2 separate regions of the Homo sapiens genome follow, and region 2 is linked to region 1. The links are chromatin loops, found by intact Hi-C in ENCODE. Cell type or tissue: PC-9. All regions are shown on one strand.

Region 1 (8,000 bases):
CCACTGCATTCCAGCCTGGGTGACAGCCTGGGGAGCCTGTGTCAATCAGTCGATTTTTTAAATATAACAGGATTCTAAATAAATAGAATTTTGGAGAGACAGTTAATACTTATATGACTATAAGTGATAGTTCTAAGTAAAGATGTTGATGTCATGTTGATCAGAAAATATTCATTAAGCCCCTAGTATGGTCAGCTACTGTTGTAAAGCTTATGCTCTAATGCCAGGGGGCACAGCATAAACAGGCAGATGGCCAGGCTCAGTGGTTCCGACCTGGAATCCCAGCTATTCCGGAGGCTGAGGTGGGAGGATTGTTTGAGGGCAAGAGTCTGAGAGCAGCCTGGGCAAGACAGTGAGACTGTCTCTAAAAAAAAAAAAAAAAACAGGCAGACAAACGAGAGTTTCAGGCACTGAAATGGGGTAATATGATAGAGACAGGTGTTGAATATTAGTGGGAGTGGTTTGAAAACTTTTTCAATACAGGCATTTACAGCTATACATTTTCCTCTAAACATTACCTTAGCTGCATCTTGTAAGTTTTGGTATGTTGCATTTCTGTTTTTATTCATCTCAAAGTATTTTCTCATTTCACTTATTTCTTCTTTAACCTATTGGTTATTCAGGAGTATTTTGTTTAATTTTTATGTATTTCTGAATTTCCAGATTTTCCTTCTCTTACTGATTTCTTCATTTCATTGTGGTCAGAGATCATGCATTGTATTATTTTAATCCTTTTAAATTTATTGAGGCTTGTTTTATGGACCAACATACGGTCTTAGAGACTGTTCCATGTATCAGTTGACAAAATGTGTTACCATTCTGGTTTTGGTTGGAGTTTTTGTTCTGTAGATGTGTGTTCTGTCTAGTTAGCTTATAGTTTTGTTTATAGTGCTTTTCAGGTCTTCAGTGTTCTTGTTAATCTTTTGCTTAGTTGTCCTATTCATTATTGAAAGTGGGATATTGAAGTCTCCAAATATTACTATTGAATTGTCTATTTGTCCCTTCAGTTCTGTCAGTTTTTGCTTCATACATTTTGGGGCTCTCTTGTTAGGTGTATATACTTTTTTTTTTTTTTTTTTTTTTTTTTTTAAGATGGAGTCTCACTCTGATACCCAGGCTGGAGTGCAGTGACACAATCTTGGCTCACTGCAATCTCTGCTTCCCGGGTTCCAGCGATTCTCCTGCCTCAGCCTTCTGGGTAGCTGGGACTATAGGCGCGTGCCACCACACCTGGCTAATTTTGTATTTTTATTAGAGATGGGGTTTCACCATGTTGGCCAGGCTGGTCTTGAACTCTTGATCTCAAGTAATCTGCCCACCTCGGCCTCCCAAAGTGCTGGGATTACAGGTGTGAGCCACCACGCCTGGCCTGTACATACATTTTTAATTGTTACATCTTCCTGACCAGTTGAGTCTTATTCTAAAGTGTCATTCTCTAAGACATTTTTGTGTCATACTACTATAATCACTCCAGCTTTATTTTGACTACTGTTTTGCATGGTACACCTTTTTTTCCATCCTTTCACTTTCTGCCTTTGTATCTTTGAATCTAAAGTGTGTTTCATGTAGACAGCAAATTGGATCATGTGTTTTTAAATTCAACCTGACATTCTCTATTATTATACTTTTTGTTTTTTATATGTCTCCTGGAGATTTTGTTTTTGTTTTTTGGTTTTTTTTTTTTTTGGTTCTTTCTCCTTTACTGCCTTCTTTTATATTAAATGTATGTTTTCTAGTGTAGCATACTAATTCCTTTAATTAATCTTTAATTGTATTTTTTTAGTTATTTTCCTAGTGGCCTTACCAGGCCTTACAGTATACATCTTATCAAAATTTACTGGCCGAGTGCAGTGGCTCACACCTGTAATCCCAGCACTTTGGGAGGCTGAGGTGGGCAGATCACTTGAGGTCAAGAGTTCAAGACCAGCCTGGCCAACATGGTGAAACCCCATCTCTAATAACAATACAAAAATTAGCCGGGCATGGTGGCACATGCCTGTAATCCAAGCTACTTGGAAGGCGAAGGTGGGAGAATTGCTTGAACCCCAGGGGCCCCAGGGGCAGAGGTCGCAGTAAGCCAATATCGTGCCACTGCACTCCACCCTGGACGATAGAGTGCGATTCCGCCTCAACAAAACAAAATTTACCTAAGGTCTATCCTGATTTATTCTAAGGAAATACAGAAACTTTAATTCTATATAAATCCATTTCCTTCCTCCTTTTTTGGCTATTCTTGTTATACCTAGTCCATCTATATATATTAGAAACCCAATAATAAATTGTTATAATTATACTTGAGATAATCTTTTATAGAAACTGAGAAAAGAAAGGAAAGCCAGTATGTATTTATAGAGTTTGTTATATTAATCTTCCTATTTACCATTTTTCTGGTTCTCTTCATTTCTTCCTGTGGATTCGAATTGCCATCTGGTATCATTCCTATATTCAAATACAGCTTCTCTTTCACTCACTTTTTTGTGTTTATTGTCAAATATATTACATTTCTATGTTATTGACCCAACAATACAGTAACATACATATTGTTTTATATATTTGCTTTTTAAATCAGTTAAGAGAGAAGGGATAAGTAAATATGTAATTATACTTTTGTAACTACCTACAAATTACCTTTACTGGCACTCTTTGTTTTTTCATGTAAATTCAAATTACCCTGTGGTGACATTTGCTTTCAACTTGACTAACTTCCTTTAGTAGGCAGGTCTGATAGCAACAGATTCTCTCAGGGGTGGCTTATGCCTGTAAACCCAGCATTTTGGGAGGCTGAAGCAGGAAGATTGCTTGAGCCCAGCAGTTTGAGGTTACAGTGAGCGATGTAAGATTCTCGTTTGATAGTTTTTTACTTTCAACACTTTGACCATGTGATCCCACTACCTTCTGGCCTCCATTGTGAGCCAGGTGATAAGAATTAATCATTAATTTTATTGGATTTTCTTTGTATGTAGTGAATTACTTTTCTCTTACTACTTTCATGATTTTGTTTTTATCCTTGGCTTTCAGCATTTTTCCTATGATGAATCCATGTGTGCATCTCTTTGCATTTATCCTGTTTGAAGTTCATTGAACTTTGTGGATGTGTAAATTATGTTTTTCATCAAATTGGGCAAGTTTTTAGCCATTATTTCTCCTAAATTTTTCTGCTTTTTCGTCTGCTACCTTGGTTACTCCCATTACACATATGTCAGTATATTTAATGGTATCCCATACTTCTCTCATGCTCTGTTCATTTTTCTTTATTCTTTTTTCTCTCTCTTCTTCAGATGGCATAACTTCTTGATATATCGTCAAATGTGGTGTTTCTTGCTTTTGTCAGCTCAAATCTACTGTCAAGCCACTATAGTAAATTTTTAATTTTGATTATACTTTCAACTGCAGAATTTCCACTTGGTTCTGTTTTAAAATTGATACTCTTTATTTCATGAGAGATATTGTCATCATACCCACTTTTAATTAGATATGATTTTCTTTAGTTCTTTGAACATACAGGTGCTCCTGGATTTAAGATGGGGTTACATCTAATAAACCCATCATAAGTTTAAAATATTGTAAGTCAAAAATGCATTTAATACACCTAATCTACCAAACATCACAGAATAATATAGCCTACCTTTAACACGCAGAATACTTACATTAGCCTATAGTTTGATAATATCATGTAACACAAAGCCTATTTTATAATGAAATGTCAAATATACTATGAAATTTGTTTAATACTATACTGAAAGTACAAAACAGAATGATTGTATAGGTACTCACCATTAAAGTACACAGCTAAAAGCACTATCATAAAGTAAAAAAAAATCATAAGTCAAAGCATTGTAAGTTGGGGACTTTGTATTTATAATCATTGCTTTGAAATCTTTGTGGGCCAAGGTGCTGTTGCTTGCTCTTTTATCAATGTATCCATCACATTTTCCTGTTTCTTTGTACGTCTCATAATTTTTTCTTAAAAACTGGACATTTGGCCAGGCGCTGTGGCTCACACCTATAATCCCAGCACTTTGGGAGGCCAAGGCGGACCGATCACTTGAGCTCACGAGTTCAAGACCAGCCTGGGCAACATGGCAAACCCTGTCTCTACACAAATACAAAAATTAGCTGGGCATGGTGATGCATGCCTGTAGTCCCAGCTACTCGGGAGGCTGAGGTGGGAAGATGGCTTGAGCCTGAGAGGCAGAGGTTGCAGTGAGCCAAGATTGTGCCACTGCACTCCAACCTCGGTGACAGAGTGAGACCTTATCTCAAAAAAATAAATAAATAAAAAGAACAAATATTGCAAAAATGATATCTTTTGAAATAATAATATAGCTACTCTTTACTAATTATCTGCCCCCTAGAGGTTGATATTATTTTCTCGTTGGTCATTTATTTGTTTAGTTACTTGGATGAACAAACTCCAAAATCTGTTTTCTCTGCCTTGTGCAGCCTCTGATGTCTTTGCTCAGATCTTTTTTCCTTTGTTTTTATCATTTGTCTTGGCTGCTGAGGAGGTCACCCCTGGGTTAGCATAAGCCACTTACTGATCAAAGGTTGCGCTTAAACCCCTTAGCCAGTTAGGTTTACCCTTTACTGTTGGATATGTGTATGGCTTGCAGGCTGCTTTCATAATTCAGGGTATTTACTTTTTTGACCCACATTTTAGGCCAGGGACTAGCAGCTTGGAAGATACCTCTCTGATTATTCCTGAGAAAGGCAGCCTTGGGTGTGCAGTCTTCAGACAACCAGGGAAGCATTACTATTTTATTTTTAAGCCTGGCTTCCTAGGAGTTGCTCCTAGGTGTAAGAATAGCTGTTAGTTCAGCCAGTGTTTGGTGAGAGGTTGTATTTAAACCACTTTTGCCAGTGAAGCTTCCTCCCTGTGTTGATAGATCCGTATGTGGCTTGGGGAATGCTTTCAAGTCTGCCTCATTCCCTTCCCTTTTTTTGCCCATGAGTGAATGCAGCTTAGGATATGTGCATAGCTTTCCCAACTCCCAGCACTTTTATTTTTTATTTTATTTTTTAAACCTGTTCCAAATATGCTTAATGGATAAACAGATAAACTCACAAAATTTGAAACCTATAAACAAAAGAAACTTTTAAGCATAGCAATTACTTAAGCAGATCAGTAACTATAAAATGTTATCCTTCTTTCATATAAGAAGAAATATGTGAAATGCCAAGTTAGCTCAGCAACCTATTAATAACCACCAAAGATTGGTGATAAAGCATTCTTCCAATGCTGTGATGAAAAAAAAAAAATAAGCACAGTGGAGGATTTGGTAGGCTACGTTCAAATGAATCAAAGGGAGCTAGTGAAATGAAGAATCACTTGTTTTTTAGTTAAAAACAAAGGGAAACAAATCCTTCCTTTTAAAAAATAATATATATTTAAGGTGTATATATATGATGTCTTGATATACATATATGTTGTAAGATGATGACAACAGTCAGTTAACAAATCCAACTCCCAGGATTGACTATGACTCCAGGAAGGTTCTTCTTGGCTGTCTCTTTCTCTGGTTTTCTCTGTTGAACTTCCGGCTGTTTTGCGCTGTCATTTGTTGCTGCTAGTGTCAGAGAACTACCAGCACCCTCTCATTTTCACTCCATCAGGATCTCTGTTGTCAACACCCTTAGGAAAGGAATTTTCTACATTTCATTCCAAATAAACAAAGTCATCACCACCACCTTCCTCCTCACTCCTCTCTCCAGCTGCAGTTTCTTCTTCATAGTCAGCCTCAGCCACCAGGGAGAACTTTAACTTTTATGCCACTGAAATGGGGAGGAGGGCAGAATTTGGATGGCATGGACCAGCATCCCTCTTCTCCCAGAATAACACCTCTGGCTCTTTGAGCAGGGGAGAGAGTAGGTAACCCCTGGTTCTCAGCTTGCCCCAGGTTTGGAATCTCTCGACAGGGAGTTTGAGGTGGGGCATTCAGGGTTCCAGTGTTCTCAGCCTGCTGTGCCCAGGGTAGTGTTTTACCCCAGGAGTGGAGACTTGGTGGGATAAAAGGAGCTTCATTTTTCCTGGTTGCTGTTCAGAATAGAACTTACACAACACAGGGCTGGGAGGTGATGAGAAATGCAAATGGTATGCTTCTTTCTTTCAGGGTAGCCTGGGAACTAGAGAGAGAGGGAACCCCCATCTTCTTGGCCACCTGCCTGGACTAGATAGAGTTTCTAAAATATAGAGCTGTAGTGGCAGGGAGAAGGAAACAAGGGAAGGGAACAGGTTGTGGATCAAATGCTACAAAACTTTTGCTGTTCTTGCTAAAATGTATTAGATTTTCTTTTTTTTTTTGAATGGAGTCTCCAGACTGTCACCCAGGCTGGAGTGCAGTGGCACGGTCTTGGCTTACTGCAACCTCCGCCTCCCGGGTTCAAGCGATTCTCCTGCCTCAGCCTCCTGAGTAGCTGGGATTACAGGTGCATGCCACCACGCCTGGCTAATTTTTTTTGTAGGGATAGGGTTGTGCCAGGTTGATCTCAAACTGCTGTCCTCAAGTGATCTGCCCACCTCGGCCTCCCAAAGTGCTGGGATTTACAGGCGTGAGCCACGGTGCCTGGCCAGATTTTCTTGAATAAATTTTTCTCCATTTGCTGTATGCCCTTAAGAGAATTGGCAAATACTTTAAATTACGGTATTTTATAATTTTTACTAGTTAAAATGTTGTTTTGCTGGAAAGAGGGCATGCCAGCCTCCTTACTCCACCATCTTAGAAATCCTGCTTTGGCTTGAACACTTTATAAGAAAACTCAATAATCTTTTTGAGCTAAACTTCTGATTTTTTTTTAACATTGGTGTTTAAAAGCAAAGGAAGAAATATAGGAAAGACCGTACATACATACACACCCTTAGGTAATACACTCACTTGCTTTAAAGTATCCCAAGAATAAGTGAAACAAAACCTTAACTCCTCAGTCCCTCTCTTTCCAAAGGTGACCACTGTTAATAGTTTAATGTGTGTCCTTAGGTATTCTTCAGAACCTGCAGAAAGAGAGCCTCAGATTAAGAAAAAGTAAGTGATGTATGAACTGCTTCTCTGAAAATCACTGCTGTTTCTATTGTGTTTCTAGTCATTCATACCTAGAGAAATTCCTTACCGAGCAGATGATGGAAAGGAGGGAGGATGTATGGCTTCCACTCATCTCCTATAGAAATTCATTAGTCACTGGGGGTGAAGATGATAGAATGTCTGTGAACAGTGGAAGTAGCAGCAGCAAAACCTCATCAGTAAGGAATAAGAAAGGACGACCTCCACTTCATAAAAAACGAGTAGAAGGTAAGTCTGCCTTTACACTATAAGAAACAATTTGCCTGGTTTTAAAGAGATAAAGTAGTAAATAATCTTTTGAAGCAAGATAATAGTATCAGGCACATGATTTTCTTGTATATTTTATTCACAATGAGATGTTAAGGCAAAAAGGTTGAAACAGATGAAGTAAGACAGAAAAGCATCAAGGAAAAAGAAGTTGAGGAAGCATGGAGCACAAAGGAAGACAGCCCAAAAGAGGAAAAAATTAGCTAGGTCTATAAAATCAATCCCCATACTATATGCCTCTAATACATTAAAATATAAAGTAAGATAGTCACAATGCTATTCTATTAAAATTCTTCCTAATATAGATGAGATACAGGTAATTTGAGGGTAGATTTCTGCAGCAAATTGAATATACCAGAATAGTTGTTTTCCAGTTCTACCACTTGGTTGGAACAGTAAGACAGTGATGGCCTCCAGGTGTGGTGGCTCACATCTGTAATCCCAGTTACTCAGGAGACCAAGGAAGGAGGATCAGGAAATTAAGGCCAGAAATTTGAGACCAGCCTGGGAAACATAGCAAGACTCCCATCTCTAAGAAAAAAAAAATTTTAAATGGGTGGCATGCACCTGTAGTCCCAGCTACTTGGGAAGCCGAGGTGGGAGAATCACTTGAGCCCAGAAGTTTGAGGTTGCAGTGAGCTATGATCATGCCACTGCACTCCAGCCTGGGCGACAGAG
Region 2 (8,000 bases), 280 kb before region 1:
TATGAGAATACTTAGGCATAGTGAGTTGCAAAGCTAGAAAGTAGAATACGTGGTATGAGAACTCAGGTAATTGAGCCCCAGAACCGAAACTCTTAAATTACTCTTACATTTCTTTTGATTTTAAGGTTTATGTTACTGAGATATTTTAAAAATAGTCTTTTACAGTACAACATTCAGAGAGAAAGAGCAGAATAATGATCTAACCTGCTGTTGCCAGTGAACCTCATCGCTATCCCATTGAGCACATCATTCAGTTTTGGCTTAAAATATCCTTCTGTCTGCTTAATGTTTGAGAGTTTCTAGGCTGATATTTTCAAAAGATTTATTACTCCTCTCTTTCTTGAGTCTTAATGTTTCCTACTTATTTATCTTTTCGTGTGAATTGCTGTGCAACTTGGAAAATCCAATTTTATTTTTGGCATTCTTTTTGTTCACTGAAAGAGCTACAAAATCTGTCTCACAGGCTAAATTTTACTGGGAAAAGAGTTTGGAACTTTATTTTCTTGATGCTACTTAAACCTTTATGCTACAGAGAATTTAAGTATACAGTAGGCTGTCAAATATCATTTTGTTATAATGTTGATGAGGGAAAGAAAAATAGATTGCTTGCTGGGGCCATTGTGCGGAGTTTGCACATTTTCCCCATGTCTGTGTGGATTTCTTTTCTTTGGGTACTCTGGTTTTCTCCCACATACCAGATATGTGCATGTGCCTGTTAATTGACATGTCTAAATTGTCCTAGTATGAGTAGTTTAGGTATGTATGTGAGTGCCCTGTGTGATGGAATGGTGACCTGTCCAGGGTTTGTTCTTACCTTGCTCCCTGAGCTGCTGGGATAGGCTCTGGCCACCTGCGATTCTGAGCTGGAATAATTGGGTAAATAATTATCTGACTTGTTAAAAATTAATCTTTCTTAAATATATGTAAAGCTTAACATTTATTTTAGTGTTTAATATTTTAAATGTTTTGGTGTTTGTTTAGAAGTTTGCTGATTTTTTTGTGACCAGAAGTATGCTGTAGGAACTTAACTATTGTTTATATCAGTTAGCCTATGCTAAAATTGGTTTTGTTACATGTCATTTTGCTTTAACTCTTAGTTTCCAAGAACCCATGGTTGACGTTAAGACTTAGTGTATATTCATGTATGTTATATTCAATAAAAAGTTTTCTGTTAATATACTTGATTTGATATAAACATGAGTAAAATAGTTAAATTCCATTAAAAATAGTAAATGAGTCTATCTCTTCTATGTAGATGGAGTACCACTTACAGAAACTGTTGAAAAGTGGCTTCACAAATAACATCATTGTCATAATTATAATTTTTGATTTGCTTAGCAAATCATGTGGCACCCCACTACCACCACCTGCGTTGTATGTCTGTGTGTGTATACATTGCTAAGAGATTCTTTTCTTTCTTTTTTTTTTTTGAGACAGAGTTTCTTTCTTGGTGCCCAGGCTGGAGTGCAATGGCGTGGTCTCGGCTCACTGCAATCTCTGCCTTCTGGGTTCAAGTGATTCTCCTGCCTCAGCCTCCCGAGTAGCTGGGATTACAGGCGCGTACCACCATGGCTGGCTAATTTTTGTATTTTTAGTAGAGATGGGGTTTCACCATGTTGGCCAGTCTGGTCTTGAACTCCTGACCTCAGGTGATCCACCTGCCTCAGCTTCCCAAAGTGCTGGGATTACAGGCGTGAGCCATGGTGCCCGGCCTCTGGATTTCTTACATTACAATTTTATTGTTTTTCTTATATAGATTCTACGTATTTTGTTGGATTTACACCTAAGAATTTAATTCATTGATGTGAATGCAAATGATACTGTGTTTTTCATTTAAAATTATATTTGTTCATCGTCTACAGCAAAGTGATTGACTTTTATATATTAGCCTTGTATCTTGAAACCTTGCTATAATAGCTTATTAGTTCCAAGAGTTGTTTTATTTTGCCTTTGTCAGTTCTTTCAGATTTTCTATATAGACAGTTTTGTCATCTGGAAATAAAGTTTTATTTCTTCTTTCCCAAGCTATGTACCTTTTGTTTATTTTCTTTCTCTTGTCGCATTAGCCAGGATTTCCAGTGTGATGTGAAAAAGGAGTGGTTGAGAATAGCATCCTAGCTTTTTTCCTGGTTTAACCGGAAAAGCTTTGAGTTTCTCTCCATTACATGTGATGTTAGCTGCAGCGTTTGGAGATACTCTTTATCGAGTTGAGAATGTTCCCCTATATTTCTCATTTACTGAGAGTATTTATTATGAATGGGTGTTGGATTTTGTCAAGTGCTTTTCCTTTGTCTTTTGGTATGATCATGTAGTTTTTCTTTTTTGGCTCTTTATATGATGTATTATATTAATTGATTTTTGAATGTTGAACCAGCCTTGCATGACTGAGATAAATCCCACTTGGTCTTCATGTAAAATTCTTTTTACACATTGTGTGTTTTGATTTGCTGATGTTTCTGTTGAGGATTTTCACATATATGTTTATTAGAGATATTGATGTGTAATTTTCTTGTAGTGTTTTTGTGTAGTTTGGTGTTACAGAAATGCCTCACAGAATGAATTCGAAAGTAGTTCCTTCTTGTCTCTTTTTTGGAAGATTGATGTTAATTCTTTTTAAACCATGTTTGGTATAATTAAGCAGTAAGGCCATCTGGTCCTGGGCTTTTCTTCCTGGGGAGATTTTTGATAACTGATTCAGTGTCTCGTTATAGTTCTTTTCACATTTTTTGTGTTTTTTGAGCCAGTTTTGACGATTTGTGCATTTCTAGGAATTTGTCCATTTAATATGTTACTAAATTTGTGGACATATGTTGTTTACCGTATTCTTTTGCCCCTTCTCTCTTTTTTTCAAAAGTCATTTTATTTAAAGATATGTCAATTTTGTTTACCTTTTCCAACAACAAACTTGTGGTTTTATTGATTGTATTGTTTTTCTAATCTCAATATAGTTTATCTGTGCACTAATTATTTCTTCAGTTTGCTGCCTTTGGGCTTAGTTTGCCCTTTGTATTTTTTTTCTTCAGTTGTAGAATTAGGTCATTTATTTGAGCTTTTTTTTTTTTTTTCCCTAAAAGCTTGATTTTTACAACTGTATTTTCCTCTGAGCACTGCTTTTGCTGCATCCCATACATTTTGATATATTGTGTTTTTGTTTCATTTATCTCCAAGTATTCTAATTTCTCTGGTTTTTAAAAAAAAATTTTGAGATTCTGTTGTTAAGGGTTTATAACTTTATGATTTTTTATATGTTTGTAAGGAAATGAATTGGGGACCCCCCCATTATATGGTGCCCTGGTTTTTTTTTTGTTTGTTTGTTTTGGGGGCTGAAGCAGGGTCTCTGTCACCCCAGGCTGGAGTGTAGTGGCCCAGTCATGGCTCACTGTAGCCTCAACCTCCTAGGCTCAAGTGATCCTCCCACCTCAGCCTCTCGAATAGAGTAGCTGGAACCACAGGTGTGTGCCACCACGCCTGGTTAGTTTTAAAATTTTGTTTTTGCCTTTTTAAAATTTTTTTTATGTTTATTTATTTATTATTTTTTGAAACAAGGTCTCACTCTGTCACCGAGACTGGAGTGCAGTGGTACGATCTTGGCTCACTGCAACCTCCGCCTCCTGGGTTCAAGTGATTCTCCTGCCTCAGCCTCCTGAGTAGCTGGGACTTCAGGTGCCTGCCACCATGCCTGGCTAATTTTTTTTTTTTTTTTTTTTTTTTTTTTTAAGTAGAGACAGGGTTTCACCATGTTGGCCAGTCTGGTCTTAAACTCTTGACCTCAAGTGATTCGCCCGCCTCAGCCTCCCAAAGTGCTGGGATTATAAGCGTGGGCTACTGTGCCTGGCCAGTTTTTAAATTTTTTTGTAGAGATGGAGTCTCTATATATTCTGCCTGGGCTGGTCTCGAACTCCTGGCCCCCACCAGTGATCCTCTTGCCTCGGCCTATAATATCTGTGCCCCTGACCCCCCCCCCCCCCTTTTTTTTTGATATGGAAACTTTTGCTCTGTTGTCCAGGTTGGAGTGCAGTGGCACAATCTTAGCTCACTGCAACCTCTGCCTTCCGAGTTCAAGTGATTGTCCTGTCCCAGCCTCCCAAGCAGCTGGGATTGCAGGCACCTGCCACCACACCTGGCTAATTTTTGTATTTTTAGTGGAGATGGGGTTTCACCATGATGGCCAGGGTGATCTGGAGCTCCTGACCTCAAGTGATCCACCTGCCTCAGCCTCCAAAGTGCTGGGATTACAGGCGTGAGCCACCATGTCTGGCCTCCCTTTAGCATTTCTTGTAGGGCATGTCTAGGGACAAATTCCTTCTGCTCTTATTTTTCTATGAATGTCTTAATTTCTCCCTTGAGGGATAGTTTTACTGGTTATATAGTTCTTTTTTGATGGTTTTTCTTTCAGCACTTTAGTTATGTCATCCTACTGCCTTTTTTACTTCAATGATCACATTTTTTAATTTTTATTTTGGGGCCGGGGTGGGGGTACTTTCTGGCCGAAACTGGAAAGCCTGCTGGACAAATTCAAACATTAACATTAAAAAAATGGACATTTTGAATATTAAAATGTTTTCACTCTGGGAATCATCCTTTCACCTCCCCCATGCCCTGTTTGATTTTACTGACTGTTAAAATCTATAGTCATCTGTTTATTTAGTGATTCCCCGCCCTCCCCCAACTACTTTTGCCAAGACTGTCTTTATTGTCCTGTGTGGACACTGACATTTTTCATCTTGGTGGTCAAACCAGTAACCTGATAGATTTACCTAAAGAATTGGCACCCAAAAGAGGGAAAAACCCTCTGTGGGTATTTGCAGATAGGTTCTTTGCGGAAGTATTTTTGCAATAAATAGCCTGGCCATTTGCAGCTTGGCCTTAGTCTTCATCTTCTGCTTGCACAGAGCTCAAAGATCAATTAGAGGTGCAAGCCTATGCTTCTCTCAGGCCTCCTCTGACCATGCTTTTAGCCTTGGGCATGCGTGTAGCACCTTGAATTCCCCAGAATACGTGGGAGTCTTTGAAAGCCCTTAGTCCGTAACATATTTTCCTCCTTAGACTCTTTATTCTAAGGCTTTACATATTGCTGCTTGTCTTGTATGCTGTCTCTTACCCCAGAGAGCTTATGTGTAGTATATATATTTAAATCCTTTCAGCAGATGCCAGCTGGGAATCTCTTCAAAATGCACAGCTATCATTTTTGAGAAGGAAGTTGGTATTGCTCCCACAGGTACCAGCAAGTTGCACCAAGAGTTTGATCTGCTGTCCTCATTGACACTGTTGAGTTGGGGAATGGGCGATGGTAGGCAAGTAAGCAAAAGACGCCATAGTGCCTTCTCACCAAATTTTGCAGCTTCTTTCTTTGTTAAGCACCCCTCTCTTTGTAAGTTTTATTAGATTCAGGAATTCTGTAAAAGTTGATTTCAGTTTTTGTCAACCCAAGTGTTGTTTCACTGGAGAGGCTTATTCTTGAAGTTTTCTACTCATCGATTTCCCATGGTATGACTCCTTTCATTTTTTTGAAAGATTATCACTTGGTATGTAATTCAGGGTTGACTTTTTTTTTCCCCCTCTGTCAGTACTTTTAAGATGTTACTCCATTGTCTTTGAACTTACATAGTTTCCATTAGGAAGACTGATACTGATCTTTGTCTTTCTGTATGTATGTATCCTATTTCTTTAGCTTCCTTTTGAATTTTCCCTTTAACTGTGGTTTTTAGCAGTTTGTGTAGTTTGATGTATTCTGCTTGGGAATTCTCTGATCTTACATCTGTTTTGATATCTTACATGATTTTTTGAACATTCTTCCCCATTATATCTCTTCAAATATTTATTCTGCCTTGTACTTTGTCTTTCTGTCCGGAATTGTAACTATACCTGTGTTATTCCATTTGATACGGTATAATGGCCTAGTGTGGACTGTTAGGTCCTACTACCCCTGCTTTTGAAAAATATGAGACTTTATGTTTTTTAGAGCCATTGTAGGTTCACAGCAAATTTGAAGGAAAAGTAAAGAGTGTTTGCTTATATTCTCTGTCCCTACACGTGCACAGCCTACCGTACTATCAACGTCCTGCACGAGAGAACATTTTTTATCAGCTGATCAACCTATATTGACAAGTCACTATCACCCCAAGTTGCTACTTTAAATTAGGGTTGACTCTTGCTGTTGGTGTCTTGCTGTTTTTGGACTCCTGCTGTTTTTACAAATCTGTAATGACACATCCATCACACATGTTTCACTGCCCTAAAAATCTTCTGTGATCTGCCTGTTCATCCCTTCCACCCACTAAATCCTTGGTAACCACCGATTCTTTTACTGGCTCCATAGTTTTGCCTTTTCCAAAATGTCATATGGTTGGAATCATGCAGTATGTATCCTTTTCAGATTGGCTTCTTTACTTAATAATATTTAAGGTTCTTTCATGCCTTTTCAAGGCTCTCAAGCTAATTTTAATGCCAAATAATATTTCACTGTGAGGATGTGCGTAGTTTATTTATTCATTTACTTAGTGAGAACATCTTAGTTGCTTCCAAGTTTTGGCAGTTATGAATAAAACTGCTATAAACATCTGTGGACATTGGTTTTCAGCTCATTTGGGTAAATGCCAAGTAGTGTGATCACTGGTAGTGGTGTGGATTGATTGTAGTTTATGAATTTTGTCATCCTCATTTTATTTTAAAATAATTTCTTTTTTTTAATTGACAGGATTGCCTTTGAGGTTATTTTAAAAGTTTTGAGTTGTACAGCACTTGATTATTTTGCTGCATTGTGAAAGGACCTCTCCAGCAATGATTACTTCAGAATTACCAGTGTTACAGTAAGTATTGTAATTTTCTTTTTTTTATATTTTTTAAGGAAAATTTTGGACAACTTATTTCTTTATCAAAATGCTCTCTTCGATGATACATTTCAAATATGTTCTTTGATATTGGGACAATATCTTTGCAGTGTAAGTAGTAGTAGGGTGTGTAATTACCGTATCCATTCATGGCTTTTGCTATTGAACTGTCAACATGTTTTCTGATATTCAACAAAAAAGATGTTAATGTCCTATATCAGGAGTCAGCAAACTGTGGCCCATGGGCCAAATATGGCATGTTGTCTCTTTTTGCAAAATAAAATTTTGGATGAGAGCCATACTCATTCCTTTACATGCTGTTTATGACTACTTTGTATTACAAGTTGTGACAGTGATAGTATTGCGTGGAAAGCCTAAAATATTTAGTCTGGCCATTTACAAAAAATAGTTTGGTGTCACCTATCTTATACCATACTCTTTCTCTACCCCTTCTCTACCCCCCCTCCCTGCTCACTTCCAGCTCTTTTATTATGATTCTTTCTTTTTCCTTAGATTGAGATTGTTGAGGTGTTCCGGCTACCAGAAGAAATGTAAGGGATACACCAGTTGACATTTTTGATGGCGTCCCATTAGATTTGTTGGAGTTAAGGACAGATTTAGAATTGGGACTTATTTTTATTTTTATTTTCTTTTGAGATGGAATTTTCCACTGTTGCCCATGCTGGAATGCAGTGGTGCGATCTCGGCTCACTGCTACCTCTGCCTTCCGGGTTCAAGCGATTCTCCTGCCTCGACCTCCTGAGTAGCTGGGATTATAGGCACGTGCCACCATGCCCGGCTAATTTTTGTATTTTTAGTAGAGACGGGTTTCACTATGTTGGCCAGGCTGGTCTCGAACTCCTGACCTCAGGTGGTCTGCCCACCTCAGCCTCCCAAAGTGCCGGGATTACATGCATGAGTCACTGTGCCTGGCCAGATTTAGAATTGGGACTTATTCTGGGAAATGTGATCACAGGAATGGCAGATATTGTTCCTTTCATAGCTTTTATCATGATGCAAGTCGGGAATCTGCATACTTTGATTCTGTATAACAATGGTTTAGATATAATAAAAGTGATGAGCACTTTAAGCAGTTATTTATATATTATTACTACTCAGTTCATTTACATACCTTATTTTCAAGAGAGAACCTCTGATTGATCTCTTGGC

What was found. A loop is a pair of places that touch in the nucleus more often than their neighbours do. Peaks named below come from ENCODE experiments on the same cell type or tissue, not always from the same donor. Only the 100,000 strongest peaks of a DNase experiment are listed, where the experiment ranks them.
Region 2: a loop joins it to region 1, with 4 times the contacts of the local background. A loop is called at or near these places in 1 of 110 quality-filtered maps.

Annotation. Positions count from the first base shown.
Region 1 is chr3:136,348,441-136,356,440 of GRCh38, reverse strand. It overlaps STAG1 (STAG1 cohesin complex component), which reads left to right. Exons shown (of 34, transcript NM_005862.3): 29 at 7,078-7,283. Among named protein-coding and RNA genes, the nearest start is that of PCCB, 100 kb to the right of the region's middle. In PC-9, CTCF peaks have their summits at 4,117 and 4,316 (motif pointing left); a DNase peak (open chromatin) is centred at 6,090; H3K27ac peaks cover 1,060 bases.
Region 2 is chr3:136,629,679-136,637,678 of GRCh38, reverse strand. STAG1 (STAG1 cohesin complex component) reads left to right here. Exons shown (of 34, transcript NM_005862.3): 2 at 6,698-6,809. The coding sequence starts at 6,781. Among named protein-coding and RNA genes, the nearest start is that of STAG1, 120 kb to the left of the region's middle. In PC-9, no CTCF peak of the experiment used is centred here; a DNase peak (open chromatin) is centred at 4,728; H3K27ac peaks cover 437 bases.